Regions from separate parts of the Mus musculus genome. Here region 2 is linked to region 1. Evidence: chromatin loops called from intact Hi-C (ENCODE). Cell type or tissue: left cerebral cortex. All regions are shown on one strand.

Region 1 (8,000 bases):
ACCAAGTCCAGTTCCTCTGTGAGAGCAACCAGTGCTCTCAACTGCTGCCTGCTCTCTCCAGCCCCTGGAGTTCATTTCTCTTCGATGAGATGTGAGGTAGGGTTAAGGTTTACTTTTTAATGAGCTTTATTTGGAAGCAGTACGGTTTGTAGAAAAGTCACCTCCTTTTCCCATTCATGTGTCTGTGTGTCTTTCCCAGGACTCAAGTGTTTGCATGTGGGTAGAAGTACATTTATATTGGTTCATTTGTCTGTTGGGATATTTTAGATGACGACAGTTCTGCCTTCTTTCAGGAACTGATGGTCAGATTTGTTCTTTGTTTTCCAGCTGGACATTCCTTATCTGTCAGGACTGTCCATCAGTTTCTCCATAGAAGCTTGCCGAGATTTTAGTGAGGATTTAGCTAGAATACATCAGTCGGTAGCTATTTGGCAACCTGACACTGTCAAGTCTCAGGGACAAAGGCGTATGCAACTATAATTCCGCAGTATTTTCTTGCTTTCACTGTATAAATCTCAAACTTATTGATGAGATGTATACTGAAGTGTTTCATGTTTTCTATACTATTGTAAAAAACATTTAAGACATTTCATATTCAGCTGTTCATTGGCAGTGTAGAGAAATTCTCTTGAGTTTTGTAGCTTTATCTTTTAAAATTTGCTCACTTGTTTAATATCTTAGCAGCTGCTTCATTTCTTCTATCAGGATTGCCACACAGTTCGTCAAATTGTCCATGAGTAGAAAGAGTTTTATGTGTCCCTTTTCCACCTAGTTGTCTTTTGTTCTTTATCTTTTGGAGGTGACTAGAGTCATGGCTGTGCTGTTGAAAAGGTGTTGATAGCAGACATTTTTGCACATCTTTATCTTAGGGGCGAGTACTGTCTCTTTGCATTGCTATGGATGAAATGTGCCCCTGCCCCAGACCCAGACTTCTATATTAAAAGTCTGACCCTTAGTACCTCGGGCTGTGACTATTTGGAGAGAGAGTCTCTACAGAGGCAGTCAAAATAAAACTGGGCCCTAAGATTGGGCCTTAATCCCGTATGGCATACATTAATAGATGAGAAATTAGGTCTCAGACGTATTTGAGCCCAGAGAAAGCCCAGGTGGAGGCAAAGGGAGAAGATAACGCCTTACAAGCCCAGGGGGAGGTCTCAGGGGGAGAGCAACTCTACCAGCGTTGGAGCTTGTAGCTTAGCATCCTGAAGAGAGAGATTAATCCCTGCCATTGAAGTCACCTCACTAACAGAATTTTGTTACAGAGGTACTAACTGTCTAATGCAATCTGTAAGTATGATGTCAGCTGCAGGTTTTTTAAAGTGGCCATTATCAGTTTCCATTCCATTCCTAGTTTGTGGAAAGTTTTATTTTTTTTTTCTCCAACCAGGAATGTATATAGAATTTGTCGATGTTTTTCTGGATATAGTGAGACCATATGGCTTTTATTTTTAGTTTTTATTTTTTGCCGTGCTGAGGATTGAACCAAGGGTCTCACACATGCTAGGCAAGTGCTTTACCACTGAGCAAAACTCTGAGGACTGATTTTAATATTTAGTTTGGAAGGCTGGGGGACATAGTTTAGAGATGGAGAGCTTGTCTTGCATTTGAGGCCCTAGATTCAATCCACAGTGACATGAAATAAAATAACAATTAGCTTTTAAACTGTTTTTTTTAGATTAGTTATTGATTTTTAAAATTCTATGTGTCCATATTTCCACCTGAGTCTATGTACACGCACAATATGCACGAAGGTGAGTATTAATACAAGAAGAGGGCATTGGTTCCCTCAGAACTGGAGTTAAAGGCAGATATGAGCCCCCAAATGTGGGTACTGGGGACTCAACTCAGGCTCTGTAGAAGAAGGACGAGTACTAAGCTCTCTCTCCAGCCCCCAACTTAGCTTTTCCGTGTGGTGATTTTGTTGGATTGCAACAGTGATTTAATAGATGGTAAAAATTGCCCTATGTAGTTATAAGTGATATTTTCAGTACTTCTCCTTTATAGATGCAGTTAAAAGACAGTTAGCCACAACTCAGCCTTTGTAGGCTAGTAAAAATCTTGGGGTTGGGGTAGATTTTTCATGAGAAAGTAGTTGGAGTGAATGATAGTTAAATCACAAACTGATTGTACTGTGAACCCCCAACTACTTAAAAACATTTGCATTTCGCTTTAAAAAGGGGAAGAGATCATAGAAAAACAAGATAAATTAAAAACAAATGAAACCCAAGCATACAGGACACGACCTGGGCTTAAACTTCTGTGCACACGTGTCTCCGTAATAAGGATGAAGAATGGGTGCTTGCTTAGGTGATGGTTGGAGATGCTGAGGAAGGTGGCTTCCTTCTCCAGCATGGCGCCTACAATGCTTCCTTAGTGCTTCATTTTCTTCGCTTAGTGCGACATCCTTTAAAATTCGATCTCCTTTGGAAAACTCTAGGCAGTTACCACTCCCTCGTGGCTTCAGGTGACTTGCCTCGGGCTTGGGCAGTTTGGCTGAAGTCAGACCGCCAAGGAGCGCGGGGTCCTATTAAGTGATAATTTTGAAGTATAGAATGGCTTTTCTCATAGGACATGTTCTTAGGAAGGGCTCAGGAGAAGCAGGAAGCCACTGCAGGTGAAATGGAACAGATTCAGGTCAGCGTTTGTCACACTCAGTGTCTGGACGTAAGATTGACTAAGACAGTACCTTTATGTGAATGAGAAGAGGAGTGAAGGGAGAAAGGATGCCGAGGGGACACGGGGACTGGAAGCACGGGGACAAAGGTACTGGGAGAGTGTCACACTCTGGGGACCTAATCCTACTGGCTTAGACCCCTACTAATCTCACCATTGAAGATTTATTTATCTAGGGTGATTTTAATGCTGCAGAGATTTATTGCTAAATATGTGTGTCGTGGGATACCGTATAGTTAAGTATGGCGAGAGCTAAGGCGCTCAGTCATGTTATATGGATATAAAGTCTGGTTCCATCTGTCACTGCTTGAGGGATTGGGGGGGGGCACTTAGATGTGTTTTTGACTTTATCCTCGCATCCAGAAAATGGGTTATTAGAAAAAAACATTTCATGTTGCTGTGACAAAGTAACTGATAAAAGTCACTTAAGGAGGGGAAGAAGGCTTTATCTTGGTTCACAGTCTGAGGGTGCCGAGCATCATGACAGACATTGGGGCAGCAGGAGCCTGAGGCGCTGGCCAGTTATATACACTGTCCAGAAGCAGAGAAAGAAGAGCACTGGATGGAGCGCTCCAATTCATTCCAGGATGGGAGCCCATGGGCTGGCACCGCCCACAGGATGGCACCGCCCACGGGATGGCACCGCCCACGGGATGGCACCACCCACAATGAGGGTGAGGCTTCATGCTTTCATTAGATAAATCTGGAAACATCTTTATATATACCCAGAGGAGAATTTCCACAGTGGTTCTAAGCCCAGTCAAGTTGATAATAAAGATTAACTATTTCAATTTAGATCAATTAAGATATATATTCAGAGTCCTCACCATAATGCCTAGCACACACAAGACACACCCCCTCATGAGGAAATGAATACATTCAATAGTATTTGGATAAATAAGACTCATAATGGATAAAAGATTGTACGTGGAACTTCTAGAAATTGACAATAGGAAAACTACTTGTTGGCTTTTAAAAATATGGGTAGATAATAAAAATATTGTTAGGAAGGAAGAGAAATACAACTGAACCTTTAAAAATATTTTTAAAAGTTCAAATTGTTTATAATAAGATACATAATAATTAAACTTGTGTACAAAACCATTTTAACCTATCAGACTGAAACGATAAAATTCTCAGGGAGTGCAAATCACCCCTGTCTATCTGCATATTAATTAATGCCCCTCATACCCAGAAAGTCCACTCCTTGGAGTTTATCCTACAGAAAAGACTGTGTGCACACGCGGGGTGCGAGTCGTACACAAGCTTCTTTGTTATGACATCGTTTGCCATACAAAAAGCCAGAAATAACCGCCGTGCACGTCCGTGGGGGACTTGATGAGTGAATCAGGGCCTGTTGTCTTCCACGTAGTGTGAGGAGGCACGGAAAATGAGATCAGCCTGGATTGGAAAGCTCTCGCAGTTGCATCGGAAACTCCGGAGGTATGCGCTCCATGTTTTATATAAGACACAGGGACAGCATTGATCTAAGTTTACACCTGATTATAATTGCATAATGAAACTCTAAACACATTCCTAAGAAACTAATAAAAGAGGGGTCTTTGAGGATGGCAGGGGGCGAATAGGGCCATTGGAAGCAGAAGTTGGAGCTAGACTTTTTTTATTGCCTTTTTAATATATATATATATATTAAGCGGAATAACCAGAAACATTTTTTCTCACCTACTCAAAAGTAAGAAAAAAAATCATCTTTTTGATCAATAGTTGCAGCCTTTCTATGATAATAGGAAGTGACAGATCACGAGTTATTTTTTTTCCTGAATTAATCTGCTCCGTACCGCTTCTCATTTTATCTTATTAGTTATTTTCCACGAAGCCTCAAAGAGCAGAGTAAGTTCAGCGCCCACCAGGAGCTGATGAAGTGGCCTGGCTAGTGGCGGCAAACGTGGGCCAATTAAAAAATTCCCTTTCCAGTCCTTTAATAATTCCAATTTCCTTTGTTAATCCAATTTCCACCAATGCAAACAGCTCGGATAGTGCTAATTTAGCACACACAGGGTGCACAGGATGGACGTTCCCGAGAGTGGCTTCTCAAGGAGACCATTTACCCCAAGCTTCCCGCTTCTTATGTAAGTCTTCACTGGTAGTTGCCTATACGGGTCTGTGTCATGTACGAAGTTCAGGAATTTTCAAAGGGGAAGAATCCTTTTCTTTTTACTGAAAAAGGCCAAGTGTTTGATATTTTTTCTCCTATAAAGCTGGTTATTCCACTAGAATCAAACAAGGGATTAAAATCTGTGACATTAACCCATGTTAAATGTAGAGAATTGAATGATTTTCCTCATTTATTAAGTCTTCAATGCTACCCCGTGCACTTTAAAATAAAATGCAAGGCTCACCCTTATGATTGAAAGATTAGACGAGGCTTGAACCAGTAAAAATAGATTTTTTAAAGGAAAAGTTATTTTGAGTGGAACGCTAGCTGTACTAGACAAATTCAGTCGGGCCTCCTCTTCAGTCTTGTCAAAGCTTACCACAGTCCAGAAGGCACCGGCGTCTATGCCAAAAAATCAGAGCAGCAGCAGTTAGAAAAAAATAAGTGCACTAAGAAATATTAAATGGGAAGCCAAAGTCTATAAATAAAAAGGCAAGGCAGGGTTGATCAATCACCAGTAACTGAACAGAGCACAGGAGCTGGAAGGGAGAGAGAGACTGCGCACACAACATATGAGATTAGATACAAACGATTTAATTAAACCGTGTTCCTTCTACACGAGACTCAGAAGTCTCTAAATGTTAAGAAAAACCGGAGTATAGAAAGGCGGTGCCTTGCCGTGCAAAGCTCTAGCGCATACGCAGCAATGCTTGTGCCAAAAGCAGAAATAGAGGCTGCGGATCCGTCCCGGGTGAGTGGAGTGGTTGTGATCTCCGCCTGCCTCTTGCTATTATTCATCCCAGCCTTGTGGCTGTAATGGAAGGAAGGACCAAACCCTGCTCACCAGCAACAGACCAAACGCCACACACTTGGAGCGCGGCTGGGAAGTGTAGCCAGTGTGAAGGAATAGTCAATGTGATCAAGAGTTAAAGAGACTCCATTAATAATAAAGGCCTGTGAGGTGGCTCAATGAATAAAGCCTTTGCTGCCGGGTCTGATGACCTTTGACCCCACATGATGGAAGGAAGGACAGGGCTCCTGCAAGTTGCCCTCTGACCGCCACGTGCCCTGAGATATGTATACGCTGTGCCCCATGCCGACCCCTAGTAAACATAATTGAGAAAAATAAGTGGCTTAGTTAATAATTAATATCAATGTGTGGAGGACCAGAGGGAGGGGACTGAGCAAGGAGGTCCCCTCAAGTAGAGAGAGAGAGAGAGAGAGAGAGAGAGAAAGAAGAAAGGTGTTGGGGCTGCCTGCTGGCCAGCCTCAAAACCATTGGAAATGGACTAGATGATGTCTAGGTGACATTAAAGCATTAAAGGCTGGTCTTGTCTTAGCAAATCACTTGACTGCTCAGCAGAATTGGACCATATGGCCTCTTTCTAGAAGGGAACTTGACTCTTCAAATAAGAGGCCCATTCAGCGCGATGACATTTAGATTCCAAGAAATAAATATAGGTTTATAAAAACATGCACCACAGCCCTCTTGGATAGCCATGGTTTTATGTCTTAAATTCAGCCAGGAAAAAAAATAGAAATTATATATTCTTTTATGTACATTTAGATTTTAAGCTAAAAGGGATTTGAGGTTCTGGAATGAGAGTCTAAGCTCGGATCTGCGGCTCTGTCTATAGCGTCTATATCAGTCATATTGTTCATTCGTAATTCAATGAAACGGGAGGACCGTGTGTGCCAGAAACCAGAATGGTTTTGCTCTGATCACAAATTGGAAGGCAAAAAGCTAAATCTATATATGTGCGCATGCACACACACACACACACACACACACACACACACACACACACACACACACACCACACACACACCCGTTTTCCAACCTAATAAGAGAAAGCCAGAATTCTGAGGGGAAAAGGGTTATTTTTAAATGCAAAGATGGCTTTGAGAGTTACTAGTTCTGATCGTGGCTTGTGGGAAAGGCACATGTCCTGCTAATAGATTGACTGAGAAGAAAAACATTATTATTGGTGAGTTTTGCTTCCGATTAGATCCAGTGATATCTCTAAGCAATTTGTTATTTACGTAGCTGGGCGGTAAACAGTGGGGAGGGCACCTGCAGTGGCGTGTGGCGGAGAGGTTGCCTCCAACGTAAGCACGTGCCGAGCACGTGGGTGGAGATTCTGCAGCACGCAGCTTTATCAGATCTATGGGAGATGAAAATGGGGGCAGATAAAGAAAATTAAAATGAGATCCAGCTAAACAGTGGAGCATTTGTAAGATAATCATCTAATTAGATGCAGAGAGTATAAATATGTACCTTCACTGACAACCGACCTGACATGAAAATTCAAAAAAAAATATTAAATTCAGATAAATAAAATAAAACTTTTAAGACTCAGAATTTTGCTGGCTTATAGATTGTGTACAATTGGGGTGAGAGAGTCGCATCCCTGCTTCAGAACACCCAGTCACACCCTCCATATGGAGATCCCATTAGCTTTCTGGTTCTTATAGCTTTTAAATCTGTTGATTTATTTGTCTGGGGTGTGTGTGCCACAGCACACATGTGGAGGTCAGAGAACGACCTCCTGGAGTCATTCTCATCTTTTTGTCTTGTTTTTTTTTTTTTTTTTGTTTGTTTGTTTGTTTTTTTTTTTGTTTTTGTTTTTGGAGACAGGGTTTTTCTGTATCGCCCTGGCTGTCCTGGAACTCACTCTGTAGATCAGGCTGGCCTCGAACTCAGAAATCCACCTGCCTCTGCCTCCCAAGTGCTGGGATTAAAGGTGAGCACCACCACGTCCGGCTTTGGGGCAAATTTGTTTTGTTTTCTTTTGTTTTATTTATTTATTTATTTAGCGTCCTCATCTTTTATCTTGTTGACATGAGGACCTGATCTGATCTCTGTCCACTGCGTGTCATTAGTGTGCCCCCAGTTGTGACACCAATGATGTTTGTAGATATGGCCTAATGTTCCCTAAGTGGCAAAAATCTTTATCAGTTAGGAACCAATTATATGTATGTGTGTATTTGTGCGTGCGCACTCACACACACACACACACACACACACACACACACTTATGTATGTATATACATGTATGTGTACATAGATAAATACTTATATCCTTCTTTCTCCCTCCCTTCCTCCTTCCTCTGTCTCTCATCTTTCCCTGTCACTCTCCCTCCCTTCCTCCTTCCTCTGTCTCTCATCTTTCCCTGTCACTCTCCTTCCCTTTCTCCTTCCTCTGTCTCT
Region 2 (8,000 bases), 59 kb before region 1:
CATGACGTTCAGCCTGTTTTGCATTTTGATTCCTGCTGTGTCTTGACTATTTTGCCTGTGTGTGTAGCTGGGTGTCAAAACACTCGACTATAACCCCACCGTTTGGGACGTAGAGCCAGGGGGAAATTAGGAGTGCAAGATCATCCTCTGGTACCTAGTGAGTTCAAGGCTGGCCTGGGCTACATGAGACCCCATGTCTCAACAGAAACTAAACGAAACCAGGAAAAGAGAAGTCGCATGAGTATAGCATGGCTGGCTCACGTGAAGTCTTAGGTTATTTGCTTCCTGATTTTAATTTTTTCTGGGTTTACAACAGATGTTCAGTAATAAGTTTTCAAGTTAGAAGGTTTCTGAGAGAGCATGCCACAGTAGTCTATGGGCTATTTTATTCAGATTTTTGAGTGTGTGATTCCTCTTTTTTCTTGCTGTGTTTCCTTTGTTTGTCTTTAGTTCCTTTGTATCCCAAGTGCGTAGTGTTTAATTTAATCAGTTTGGAACATTTTGCACGTGCTTAGAACCTGTATTTTGGTGCCCTGGCTTATTGTTGGCTCGGTATGACATCTCCAGATCCGTGTGCTCACACCTCATGCATTTTCACACTTTATAGGATTTGCTTCTCACAGGTAACACAAAGCTTCAGTTGAGAGCGGTCTTCATACATAACCGTGGCCAGCCATTATTTTTATTATTATTATTGTTGTTATTTTAATTGACAGCATTTCATTTTATTATTTATTTGTATGTATGCTTGTGGGTGCTCATAGAGGCCAGGGCTCTGTCACTGTGTCCCCTGGGGCTGAAGTTACAGGCTTTTATGAGTTGCTGGTCATGGTGCTGGAAACTGAACTCTCACTCACTAAGCTGTCTCTCCAGCCCATAGCATTATTTTTTAAATGTATGTATATTTATTTATGTGTATATGTCCATATATGTATATGGACAATTTACCCAACAACACAGTCTCCACACATTCTTTGTTTAAGGGATGTGTGTATATGAAAAGTCAACTATTTTTAGCTATTTTTAAAGCTCAGAATTGAACTTTTAAAAAAAGACTTATTTTTTTTATTGTATGTGTATGTATGTGTGTGCACGCATGTATGTGTGTGTAGCACACAGGCATTGCCACGGAGGACAGAAGAGTGCGTTGGATCCTGGAACTGCAGTCACAGGTGGTTTTGGTCTCTGTGTAGTGCTGAGAACTGAGCCCAGGTCCTCTGCAAGAGCAGTCAGTGCTCTTAACGAACACATCATCTCTCCAGCCCTTGGAGTTCTGGTTCTATTGGTTCAAGGAACGCTGCTGTGAAGTGTGTGAGTGTGCAGTTTCTCTAGGATGTATGCTTAGGGGTGGGCTTGCCGCATGTCTTGGTTTCTTTTCCTTTGGCTACAGTGAAGTGTCCTGACAGAAGCAACTTAAGGGAGAAAAGGTCTACTTTAGTCACAGTTCAAGGTACCGCATCTTGCGGTGGAGAAGCCAAGGCAGCAGGAGCCTGAAGCCCGGCCGGTCACACTGCATCCACACTCAGGAAGCAGAGGAATGAATGGAAGTGAGTGCTCAGCTTGCTTCCTACATCTCAGTCAGGGATCCCCTGCTCCAGAAGCCGTCACATCCACAGTTAAGATGCGTCTTCTTCCCACAGCAGCTAATGTGATGAAAATCATCCCTCACGTAGGGCTGGACCCATCTGGTTCATAGGCTAAAGGCATTTCTTGCTTTTGCAGAGGTTTTGTTGCCAGGACCCACATGGCAGCTTACAGTCTTCTGTAACTCCAGTCCCAGAGGACCCGGCATTTTCTGACCTCTGTGGGATCTGTACACAGTGCATAGATGGACAGCAGGCAGAGCATCCATGCAAGTGAAACAGAGAAGAAAGTTCCCAGATGTGTTCAGAGGTTCATCTCTCATGGATCTTAATACTTTCATCAAGTTGACAGTGACTACTCGCTGTCGCATGGGCTTACAAAGGGTGTGCCTGATTCTTCCGTTTGCAGCTCTGTGCTGCTTTCTAAACTGACCGTACCAAATTAGGCTTCCACCGTCTGAAAATTCCCAGTGCTTTTCACTCCTGCCGGAACACACCACTGTCAGGATTGTGAGTGGTTTCCTTTCTGGTGTCTATGAAATGGAATCCTGTTGTGGTTTTAATTTTCATTTTACCTATAATTTATGGGTAATTTATGGGTACAGATGAATCCTGTGTGTGCTTCAGTTTCTGAGAGAAACCCCCATGTGTCTCATGCTCACTTTTTTTTTCTATAAGGTTGGATTTTTTGGGCGGTCAGGAATTTATAAGCAAATTTTGTAAACTATAGGTTTAATCTTTTCTTGGTTCTCTGTGTTGGAAACAACTCCTTCCTGAATGGGATACTATTTTACTCTTTTTTTTTTAAAGATGAAGATTTATTTATTGATTTTATTTGATGTAAGTACACTCATTGTAGCTGTCTTCAGACACCCCAGAAGAGAGAATCAGATTAGATCTCATGGTGGATGGTTGTGAGTAAACCACCATGTGGTTGCCGGGATTTGAACTCGGGACCTCTGGGAGTGCAGTCGGCGCTCTTAACCTCTGAGCCATCTCTCCAGCCCCCTATTTTACTCTTTTGATGATGTCTTTTGGATGCAGAGCAGTGCTTTATTTTAGTGTAATAGTAACGACTTTTATTTTAGGGTTCATGCTTTTTTGTGTCATATTAAGAAATCTTACAACTTTGTAAAGATGGCTAAGGCTCCCTCCCAACCACCCCCCCTACCCCCCAGTCACGGGGATTGAATTTAGGGCCTGTGCATAGCAAGCAAGTGCACTTACCACTGGGCTACACCTCCAGCCCTGTTGGCTTTGATGATACGCAGCTGCTTGGGGTAATGTGGAATTTCCATGTAGTTTTTTAATATGCATTTTTTCTGATATCTACCAGTTACATTTTAACGTTTTGGCTTTGATATTTTATGCTTTTCAACATAGATAACAAGGCAGGTGGATTTCTGAGTTCGAGGCCAGCCTAGTCTACAGAGTGAGTTCTAGGACAGCCAGGGCTACACAGAGAAACCCTATCTCAAGAAAAAAACAATTTTTTTTCTCATATACTTTTAAAAACCTGTCCTTTCCCCTTCGATCTACGATGTTAGATCAGACATAAGCCCAGCTTCCCAGATGTCTATTGCTTCCATGTTCTTAGTACACCTTCTTAATTATTACAGTGCTTGTTTCACGTTTTTTCATGTGATGCACACTGTCTGCCTTATTTTACTTTCAGTAAGATTCCCCCTTGGTTTCTATTATGGCCAATCGAAAAATGGGATCGTGAAGAGAGTTTGAAAGATTCTGTACAGCAGACAGACAACCCTGAGCTCCGCACTTTAACTGCTCTGCTCTGCCATACAACTGTCTATTCATTCATCTATCTACACATGTTTCTGGAAAATTAGCCTTTGGCTTCCCAGGAAACCCTTGTTGGACTTCATTTAAAGTTCACTTGAACTTATAAACAAGTTAGGAATAATGATTGCTATAGTAGACACAGGTTGATATAATCAATGGCTGTGATAAACATTGCTCATCTAACTTACATTTTTTGTTGATAGAGATCTTCAAAGCATTTGTTAGATTTATTTACGTATTACTTCAAAGGACATGTAATTTTATTTTATGTATAGGAATATCTCCATGTATGTATACACACCATATGCATGCCCTGCCCAAAGGCAATGGAGAACACCAGGTCCCCTGGAGCTAGAGTTACAGATGGCTGTGAGAGCCATGTGGGTGCTGGGAACTGAGCCTGAGTTTCCTGCTAGAGCAGCCCGTGCCCTTAACTGCTGGGTCATCCTTTTAACCCCTTATTTTCTACTTTGTATGTGTAGTATGAGTGTGTGTGCTCACGTGTGCATGTGTGTGCATGCCTGTTTACATGTATGGGTGCATACATTTGGAGGTCAGAGGTTGATGGTGGGCTGTCTTCCTTAGGTGCTCTCTGCCTTATGTTTTGGGGCAAGGTCTCTCTCACTTGAATCCAGAGCTTGCCAATGCCCTAGTCCAGTTAAAACGCCAGCTTCTCTGGCCAGGATCCAGTCTCCGCCTCCTGAGTGCTGAGTGACTGGAGGTCTGGGGCTTCGGAAATCTGGTTCCACACATGCACTCTGTTATCTTCTAGATATGTCGTGACATCAGACATTTTAAAAACTCTTGTTTCTAGCTTTAAAATAAGCACTTTGGAAAAGGCTCCCTTAGTTGGTGTGTGCTGCTGGTTGTATTTCATAGGTCTTTCAATAGCAAACTTGACGTTTGCTTTGAAGCAGATTCTGACTTTCTGCTCTTCTGGATATTTATTTGGGATTTGAAACACTGAGCCCCGAGGAGCTTAAAGATGGTAATAGCATCGCTCATAGCTTTGCATTCAGCCACAGTTCCCTACACTGATACGGAGTAAGCACCCAGTAAACACCGACTGAGCAAGGCCAAGACTGTCTTCTTAAATATGTCTCTAATTGTAGGAGTTGATAGTTCATTGTGACACAAGTCACTGTCAGCCTGATGACTTTGCACATCCAGCAGCTGACACATTATTATTTGAGTCAGCCCATAGTTTCCATTTGGTTATTTGATTATTTCAGACAGTAAACACCAAAATGGTATGCATGTGTGTGTGTGTCTCTGTGTGTAACTATGTGTGTATGTGCCTGTATGTATGTGTGCATACATGTGCTCTGTGGGGAGCTGTGCATGCATGTTTTGTACATTTTTAGTCCTTTTAGTCATTCAGAATTTTTGTGAGTTCTTTTCAGAACTATTTTTTCCCCCAAATAAAATGTCTAATTTGTAGTTGTGACAATAGTAGGAGCTGAGGTATCTAAATTAAGACCAAAAGGTACCATAAGGACAATGGAATATTTGGAAATTTATTTCAGTCTCAATGAAGCATAGGAAGTCTGTCTGTGTCTTTGGCCCACGTCTTAGTCAGCTGTTGCTGAAGCTCAGTGGCTTGCCTGGGGCGGTAAGGCTCCTAGTGCCCAGGGCGGCTTGCCTGGGGCGGTAAGTCTCCCAGTGCCCAGGGCTGCATGTTTCTGGGGACAAACCTGCTTTAGGATATCGGTTGGTTTGTTAGCCTTGGTGCCAAACTTCAGTGGCCTTTAGTTAAATGACACAGCTTACAAATTTGTAAAGCAAACCCAAAGGAAAAGAGTCAGACATAGAATAGTACTGGCACTTCCTCTCGGTCTCATTCCATTAATCTTCAGGAGTCACGTGATCAGGCCCAAGGTCAACGAGCAGAAGAAAATGTATTGGCTCATCACACTGCAGGGCAGCTTACATTCCGGAGATGGAACTGTACGTGAGCCAGGCGTGTCACCTCTCACGTCTGCCTCTCATCTTTATATCAGTCTTCCAAAGACTGAAATGGGAGGGTGGCTGTGAGTTTGAAGCCAGCCTCTACTACACACTGAAGAATCAGTGCCAGGCCAATCTGGACAACAGGCTGAGATCCTGCCCTCCAGACCCAAAGAACCATCAGACCTAAAGACAACAATGTAATCTGCTACAGCCTTCAGTGATGCTCATATAACAGGCGGAGAGCTAAGCCTAGTTACTAGTTACTGTTGCTATTGCTATAGAAGCTGTTGAGTCTGTTGACACTTAGAATCCTTGCTGTAACTCACTCTCCGAATTTTGCTTTCCAGTTTTCCATGGAAGATTCCTGCCCTCCTCTTATTCCCTATTTCTTTGCTAGTAAAGTATAAATAATAAGAATTTTGGTTTATGTTTCCAAGTATCCGCTTTCATTTGCAACCCTTTTTTTGGTATGATTACGATTGTAATGTTTTTCACGTTTTTAGTAGTCTTAGAGTCTTTAAATGACTGTGAAATCCAACCTGGTGGAAGTCACTCAGTTGTCTGTTTGCTCTTCTGAGCTTGCCCTGGGTGAGGGTTATCTTGTGCTGAAGATTGCTGTTCATCCAAACAGGCGATTTGACTTCAGATCTAATTACTGCAGGAGCAATTGTGCCTTGGCCAAGGAGACCCTCCAGCCTGCCCAGATGTCAGTATCGGAGCCAGCTGAACACAGGCCCTGGTCCCAACCTCTGATAGAAGTCGACCTTCACATAGCTCCAATTTCAGCCATTTCAAGCATGAGAGCTGGAGTTTGGTTTCCCAAAACCCACATAAAAAAAGGCAAGTGTGGTGACGTGTGTTTTCACAGCCCCAGCTCTGAAGAGGCAGAGGCAGGAGGAGCCCTGGGGCTCTGCCCAGTGTAGGAGGAAGTGGGAACTGAAGAGCTACCCAACTGAGTCCTTCTGCATTCAGTATGGCATTTGAAATTCCCCTTTGCAAGTAGACTCAGAATTCTATGATTGTCAGAATCATGTGGAAAGATTTTTAAAAAAAAATATCTGTTTGCTTATTATTAACAAAGTAACTAGTTAATTTATGTGTGGCCAGGTGCATGCCCCAGCCTCAGTGCAGTCAATGTACATGTAGCAGACAGAGGATACCTTGTGGCAGTCTGTTCTCTCCAACCTTGTGAACTCTGGGTTCACAGTTTTGGTGGCAACCCTCTTTACCTGCTGAGCCATCTCAATGGCTCTGGAAAGATTTTTTTTTTTTTAAGGCTGTAGAGAGCTGTCCTCCACCTTAGACTCATTGACTGTAAATCTTGGGAAGACCCCGGAAGAACCTTTTAAGTCTTCCAGTTGACTGTGATCTATCAGGCCTTGGCTTTTAAAGGGATGAGTGGGCTTCTCTGGGAGTGGTGAATCTGGGTGAAGTTACTGTTCTAAATAGACCGTGTGTTTGGTGAAAGGCACAGCGGGTATTATCCTCTCCCCTCTCATCTTTGAGCATCCAGATTGCTGTTTCCAACCACTGGACGCTGTGAGTGTTTCCTGGATTGGTCCGCTGTATCGGGTCTTTACTTCTGTTCTAGTGGCTTCTTGGCCATCTGGTAATTGTGTTGATGGGAGCCAAAATGGAAAACAGAGGGCACTATTAGCTCAAACTCCAGAACATAACAGTTGTCTGACTTTCCACCAACCCTGCCAACACTAGGCCAATGACAATATTGTTTCTAACCCGCGTGCATCCCCCAGGCCAAGTTGGAAACTCGTTCCTTGCAGCAACAGGAACAAGTCTGCCACACTGATGGACAAGATTCAGAAAGTTCAGAATTAAGGATCTGGTCCAAGAGTTTTATCAGCATCAAGAAATCCTCTCCATCAGGCCTGGGGTAGGATGACAAGCATTCCCATCTTCTTTGTCTAGTTCCCTGGAGCTCTTTGAAATTGTTGAAAAAGGACCAAATGGAATGGACCGAACTGCTGTATTAGTGTTCCGTTAGCCAGCAAGCTAATTATTTTTTTCCTGACAAATGTCTGTGAGGAGGGTGTTACAGCATCCTGATTTATGGCTACTTCACTTTGCAAGTCATATGCTCTGCTAGGAGAGCACAAATAGAAGGATATTTTAAATGCCAAAAAAAGAAAAAAAAAGAAATGCTAAACTTTATTTCAGAGCGATTTTATTTTTGTCCTTGAATTAGAAGCACTAATTTTTTTTTCCCTTGACAATTGTACAGTGGTGCAGACCTCTCAGCTGGCGTGGGTACTGTATGCTCAAAGCAGGCCACATTTATCTGCATTTGGATGAGATGAGACCTTTTAGATCACTCTCCCTCTGTAGCAAATTAAAGTGGAGGGTGGAAGGAGGAAGGAGCAGGGTTTCATTGTGAGTCAGTCTCTGTAGGTTCCCGGGGTCTTAGAGGAGATAGTTGGTCTGTTTGCGTGGTGAGGGTGGGTGTAGAAATTATCTCCAGTCACTGCAGGACAGTCAGGGGGAAGGAAGGATCTGGGACTCTCCTCGGGCCAGGACCATGGTCCCCATTCTGGCGTGCTCTGTTCAACCGGCCACCTGGACAGATGAGACCTATATTATTTATTTATTCAAAAAGATTTATTACTTATTTTTACTTTTTGTGTTTTGTCTACATGTATGTCAGTGTACCAT

The links. Peaks named below come from ENCODE experiments on the same cell type or tissue, not always from the same donor. Only the 100,000 strongest peaks of a DNase experiment are listed, where the experiment ranks them.
Region 2: a loop joins it to region 1, with 2.1 times the contacts of the local background. A loop is called at or near these places in 2 of 42 quality-filtered maps.

What each region holds. Positions count from the first base shown.
Region 1 is chr6:143,283,508-143,291,507 of GRCm38, forward strand. The region is part of intron 3 of D6Ertd474e (DNA segment, Chr 6, ERATO Doi 474, expressed); the gene reads left to right. Among named protein-coding and RNA genes, the nearest start is that of 4930407I02Rik, 27 kb to the left of the region's middle. In left cerebral cortex, no CTCF peak of the experiment used is centred here; DNase peaks (open chromatin) are centred at 4,037, 4,705, 5,242, 5,451 and 2 more places; H3K27ac peaks cover 2,420 bases.
Region 2 is chr6:143,224,839-143,232,838 of GRCm38, forward strand. It overlaps 4930407I02Rik (a long non-coding RNA gene), which reads right to left. Exons shown (of 3, transcript XR_869574.1): 3 at 7,507-7,904. LOC115490444 (a long non-coding RNA gene) reads left to right here. Exons shown (of 3, transcript XR_003956546.1): 2 at 5,995-7,224; 3 at 7,993-8,000. Among named protein-coding and RNA genes, the nearest start is that of Gm52926, 14 kb to the right of the region's middle. In left cerebral cortex, no CTCF peak of the experiment used is centred here; DNase peaks (open chromatin) are centred at 4,648, 4,897, 6,229 and 7,493; H3K27ac peaks cover 1,716 bases.